2 separate regions of the Mus musculus genome follow, and region 2 is linked to region 1. A link is a loop called in an ENCODE intact Hi-C map of the cell type or tissue named here. Cell type or tissue: left cerebral cortex. All regions are shown on one strand. Region 1 has its middle 22 kb from the start of Nfkb1. Region 2 holds the start of Ube2d3 (ubiquitin-conjugating enzyme E2D 3).

Region 1 (2,500 bases):
ACAGAAGAAAAAATTTTTTTCAATTGAGAATCCCTTGTCTCTGATGACTCAAGCCTGTGTCAAACTGACACACAACCAGCCAGTACAATGTGGTTCCTATGACACCATGGCTAGAAAGAAACACTTTACCCCTGCCCCCTTTAGAAAAGATTTATTTACTTCACTATTTTATGTGTATGAGGGTTTTGTCTGCATGCATGTATACCCACCACATGGGTGTGTGATCCCCGAGCAGGTCAGAAGAGGACATCAAATCCACTTGAACTGGAGTTACAGATGGTTGCGAGCTGCCATGTGTTTCTGGGAATCCAACCAGAGTCCTCTGTAAGAGCAGCACATGCAAGGGCTGGAGAGATGGCTCAGCGGGTAAGCGTTCTGACTGCTCTTCCGAAGGTCCTGAGTTCAAATCCCAGCAACCACATGGTGGCTCACACACCACCCATAATGAGATCTGATGCCCTCTTCTGGTGCATCTGAAGTCAGCTACAGTGTACTTATGTATAATAATAAATAAATCTTTGGTCCGGAGCGAGCAAGGACTGAGTGAGAGCGAGCAAGGACTGAGTGAGAGCGGAGTTGGTCAGACTGGAGCAAGCAGAGGTCCTAAAAATTCAATTCCCAACAACCACAGGAAGGCTTACAACCAGCTACAGTGTACTCATATACATAAAATAAATAAATAAATCTTTAAATTAAAAAGAGCAGCATGTGCTCTCCTCTGCTGAGCTAAGAGTTGTTTCAGGTCCAAGAATGGCTGCATTTTTGATCACTTCCCTGACAGATTTGTCTGAGATCTCTTCCCAGGTATTTATGGTAAGTGCCTTTAAAATGTGCTTCTTTTTTCCTATGAGAAAAGTAAGGTAATTAAAATTAGAACTTTCAGGGGGTGGCCAGGAAACAACTGTGCCAGGACAAAGATTTCTCCTTAGGGGAATGAGTTAAGAAAAGGAAGTATTATTTACTAAGTGTTCCCACTCTGCAGATGGCAAGCCTCTGACAAGTATGTGTGAAGCCAGTTGTTTGTGGATACATTTCCATGGTTATACTTTAGTCATCCATACCACAACAAGAGTCTAGGTCTCTCCTTGTGACTCTCTCCCTCCCTCCCTCCCTCCCTCCCTCCCTCCCTCCCTCCCTCCCTCCCTCCCTCCCTCCCTCCCTCCCTCTCTCTCTCTCTCTCTCTCTCTCTCTCTCTGCAAACGGCAGTGACTTCTGCATATCCCTGAAAGTTGATATCTTCTGATGGCTTCCCTGTGTCACCTGGCTTCCGGCTCTGCATCTGACTTTTTCCTAAGAACCTGTGCTTTGATCCAGTTCTGCAAGCTACAATATATGCTGCCCCCTCCTGGTATTGTTTGAAGAGGTGAGCTCTGCTTAATGAAATTTATTCAGATGCTATTTGTGAATATGCTTTTCAGATATTTGCTCTCCGTTCCTGTTTGTACTCATCCAGTTAAGGGTCACTGGAAAGTCCAATCTGATGGAATTTGAAACTCGCTGGTGATTTTGTTGTCATTTTAATATGCTGCTAGAACACTAGCTGATGCACACGAGAGAAGAGAGAGAGAGAGAGAGAGAGACAGAGAGAGAGAGACAGAGAGAGACAGAGACAGAGAGAGACAGAGACAGAGAGAGACAGACAGAGAGAGACAGAGAGAGACAGACAGAGACAGAGAGAGAGAGACAGAGAGACAGAGAGAGACAGAGAGACAGAGAGAGACAGAGAGACAGAGAGAGACAGAGACGGAGAGAGACAGAGAGAGAGAGACTACTTTTTTGATGCAGACAAAAGCCCTGTCATCCATACAGCCATGCTATGTTCAAATTTGGTGAAAAGTTTGCTGATTCATTACTGTGCATATTTGTTTTAATTTTAATTAAAATGATCTAACTCCATTCACAAACTATGCCATGTGTATGAACACTTTTAAAACTTTCTTACTAGCTCACACAAAATAGACCAATGTCACTTCACTGGGTGAAGTTGCCAGTTGTTTTCAAAATGTAAAGGTCTGAACTGCAGAGTTCCTAGGAAAGTACATCAAGAAAAAAAAAGGCAAGGAACATGGTTGATTTCTTTTGAATTGTAAATACGGGAAATTCTTTTTAATTCTTATGCCTGCTGTTCTCTTGGGAGGGAGAAGAGTCAAAAACTAGGGTGGCCCAGAATGGGGTCCTTTGGAGCTTTAGTTATCACTGAGTGATAAGGCCTGGCATACAATACACTTAGAAATGTCAGTATGGATAATGCGTTTCTAGCCTTCTTTAATGTCTGAGTCTTCAGTTTAACATATGAAATGGTGTTTGAACTTATGCATGGATACAGACATTGTGGTAAGCATATATGTACTTTGTATAAGGTATTGACCAGAGTCTAGATCAGAGACCAGCATCTGTAGCCTCAGCAAGGAGTGTGTGAGGAATGTTGAATTCCCTATTGCTGTTTAGCTAAACTGATACAGCACCAAACACCCCCTAAATATTTAAGCTCATCCCGTAA
Region 2 (2,500 bases), 280 kb before region 1:
TAAGCAAGAACTCAGATCTGGGGTTCTCCTCCCACCCCCATGCTTAGCTCTTTGCTTTGTGTCTACTGGTTAGCCAGGAGAGAACAATGGGCTGTTCAGGGAGGAGAAAGTCAGAGGTGTCCCGTAGGGCACGAGGTAAGTACTGAGGGTTTACTAACTCAGAAAATGGTTCTGATGAAGTAATCTCTATCACTTGGCTGCTTGTTGTAAGTATAATCTCGGGCCTACTAAATAAAATCAGCATTTTAAACAAGACTCCAGGTGGTTCCTATGGCGAGTAGCTGAGGCAGCTGCATTCCGTTAACTGCTCCAGTGATATTACCTATGGTATACACCGTCACTCTTCGGCTATACATTGACTTTTATCATTTTACTTGCGGAATATTGCCTGCAACAGGTTCTCAAAATTCAAATTATTTCCACGTAGTCCTGAAGGACCTCCACTTTAAGTAGGGTCGTTTAAGGATGCTAGAAAACCTAAACATATTGATCTTTTTGAATGTCTTTCAAAAGTTAAAGTCTTACTTTTTACCCAAAGAGTACTCTCGATGACAAACGGCCCTCTACATTTTATGCAGGGCAGACTAAAACAGGGCAGTGGCACACTTAACAGATCTCACCCCCAGGATTTAATCCAGACCGATTCCCTAGTATTTTGTCACTTTGGGGCTCAAAAACTGAAACAGCAGAAGGAAAAGACGATTCTAGGATATTCCTCTTGCGGTTCCATACCTAAGGCTCTACCCAATCCGATCACAATAAAGCTGTATTGTTAAGGCTATGCAAACGCAGAACCCTGCAGGCCGCTGCTCTCAGATTGGCCCCTCGGGGTTAACAACGCGCATGTGTCCGCACTTGGCGGTGCGATCAGCACTCAGCCTGGATCTTTTAATTTGCTGTTCCTAATTTGAGGGGAGCTTCTTCGCGCTGCTCAGCCCTCTCTGAGGAGCACGGGAAGAAATCTCCATCACCTGGGCCGGCAGAAGCCGTGAACCGGCTCCACCTTGACTAAGGCATCTAGTCACCCCGCGGCCCCGCCCACAGCACCTCCCCGATTGGACGCCCGGGGGAGGGCCGTGTCGGCGCGCGACGGCCGGCCGGTCGGGGGAATTCCATTTCCTCCCCCGCCCACTAGCATAAGCACTCAGGGGCGGTGCTTCCCTCGCAAGACCCGCCCAGTAAGAGCCCAGGGGGGGGGTTGCCGGCGCATCTCGCGATAACTTGCGGATTTGGGGGCGGGTCCCGAGCCAGGAAGAGAGCACAAAACTGCCCTTAAGTCATTGCAGACCCGGAGCTGCTGCGAGCCTGCCACGAGGTTCTCGCGAGATCCGCCACCTCCATCCCAAGTGAGGAAACGGGGGGCCACTCAGGGAGGGGCGTGGGGCCTCGACCGCGCAGCTGCCGCTTCCATTACCTTCCTCCTAAGGTCTCCTTCCGGTTCTCGATGCTTCTCTGAATTTAAGGGTTTCCGCCACTCGCCTACCCTCCCCCTCAGCCCATGACCCGCCTCCGTCCCCCGCCCTCCCGGCCCGACCTCCGATCGCTTTAGCGAGAAGGTGCTGTTCCGACAGGGAGACGGCAAGCGGGCGGCACGTCCACTCGGCCCGAGCGAGGGAAGCAAACCGCTCCCCCCTGAACCCCTCGGCTCGCCCCGCGCTCGCGACGGCGGCGTTGGCGGACGGATACGCGGCGGTGAATAGGCGGGGGGAGGGGCGGAGCGTGGCAGCTGGCAGTAGTTCCGTCAGAGCGGACATCTTGTGGCTGTGCCGTGCGCGTGAGCCCCGTAGGGCCGGGGAGGCACCAGCTGCCGCGCGGGGAGGAGGCCGAGGCCGCAGCTCGAGGGAGGCCCCGGCCCTCTGTACGCGTGGGTGTGGACAGCTCGGGAAAGGGGAGGGAGACGGGCCGGGGCCGGCGCGGTGCCCGGGGGGCTGTGGGCGGCCCGAGCGGGCAGCCCTCGCGGCTGGGTGGGGTAGGGTGGGGAGAGGCCGGCGGCGGAGCCGGGGCCCGGCCGCAGGGGGAGGGGGCATGGGCGCGTCCTCGCGCCGGAGCTCCGCGGCCGCCGGGCGCGTGGTGGCGAGGTGGCGGGCGAGCGAGCGGGCGGGCGCGCGCACGCAGGAGCGCGCTGCGAGGCGGAGAGTACGGTGGTGTCAGGGGCGACCCAGAACAGCCCTCGCCGTGGGGACGGGAGCGCACCCGGGGCCCATTGCCTTGTGCTGGCTCGCTGTCCCTTGGAGCCGAAACCGAAAGGAGCCCGGCGTCGGTCCGGAGCCGCCCGCTCCCCTCCCCCTTGCCTTTCTCTGCCCGAGTGACGCCGGCCTAGCGCCGACTAGGCCCCGGCTCCTCCTCTGCCCGGCTCTGGACCCTGCCCCGCACCCACCCCTTTCTCCTCCGCCTCTTCCTCTCCCACCCGGGGCTCGTCTTCCTTTCAAGAGGCCGGGAAGTTAAACTTGTAACCACCTCTCGGCGCTTCCCGTCACCCTCTCGCCCTCTCTGGGGCGAA

What was found. Hi-C counts contacts between places; a loop is a spot of excess contacts. Peaks named below come from ENCODE experiments on the same cell type or tissue, not always from the same donor. Only the 100,000 strongest peaks of a DNase experiment are listed, where the experiment ranks them.
Region 2: a loop joins it to region 1, with 2.5 times the contacts of the local background. A loop is called at or near these places in 2 of 42 quality-filtered maps.

What each region holds. Positions count from the first base shown.
Region 1 is chr3:135,712,412-135,714,911 of GRCm38, forward strand. No RefSeq gene overlaps it. Among named protein-coding and RNA genes, the nearest start is that of Nfkb1, 22 kb to the left of the region's middle. In left cerebral cortex, CTCF peaks have their summits at 453 (motif pointing left) and 1,359 (motif pointing left); DNase peaks (open chromatin) are centred at 904 and 1,346.
Region 2 is chr3:135,437,007-135,439,506 of GRCm38, forward strand. It overlaps Ube2d3 (ubiquitin-conjugating enzyme E2D 3), which reads left to right and starts at 2,120. Exons shown (of 7, transcript NM_001356597.1): 1 at 2,120-2,500. It overlaps 4930539J05Rik (RIKEN cDNA 4930539J05 gene), which reads right to left and starts at 1,659. Exons shown (of 3, transcript NR_030689.1): 1 at 1,415-1,659. In left cerebral cortex, no CTCF peak of the experiment used is centred here; DNase peaks (open chromatin) are centred at 1,266, 1,693, 2,196 and 2,302; H3K4me3 peaks cover 2,284 bases; H3K27ac peaks cover 1,819 bases.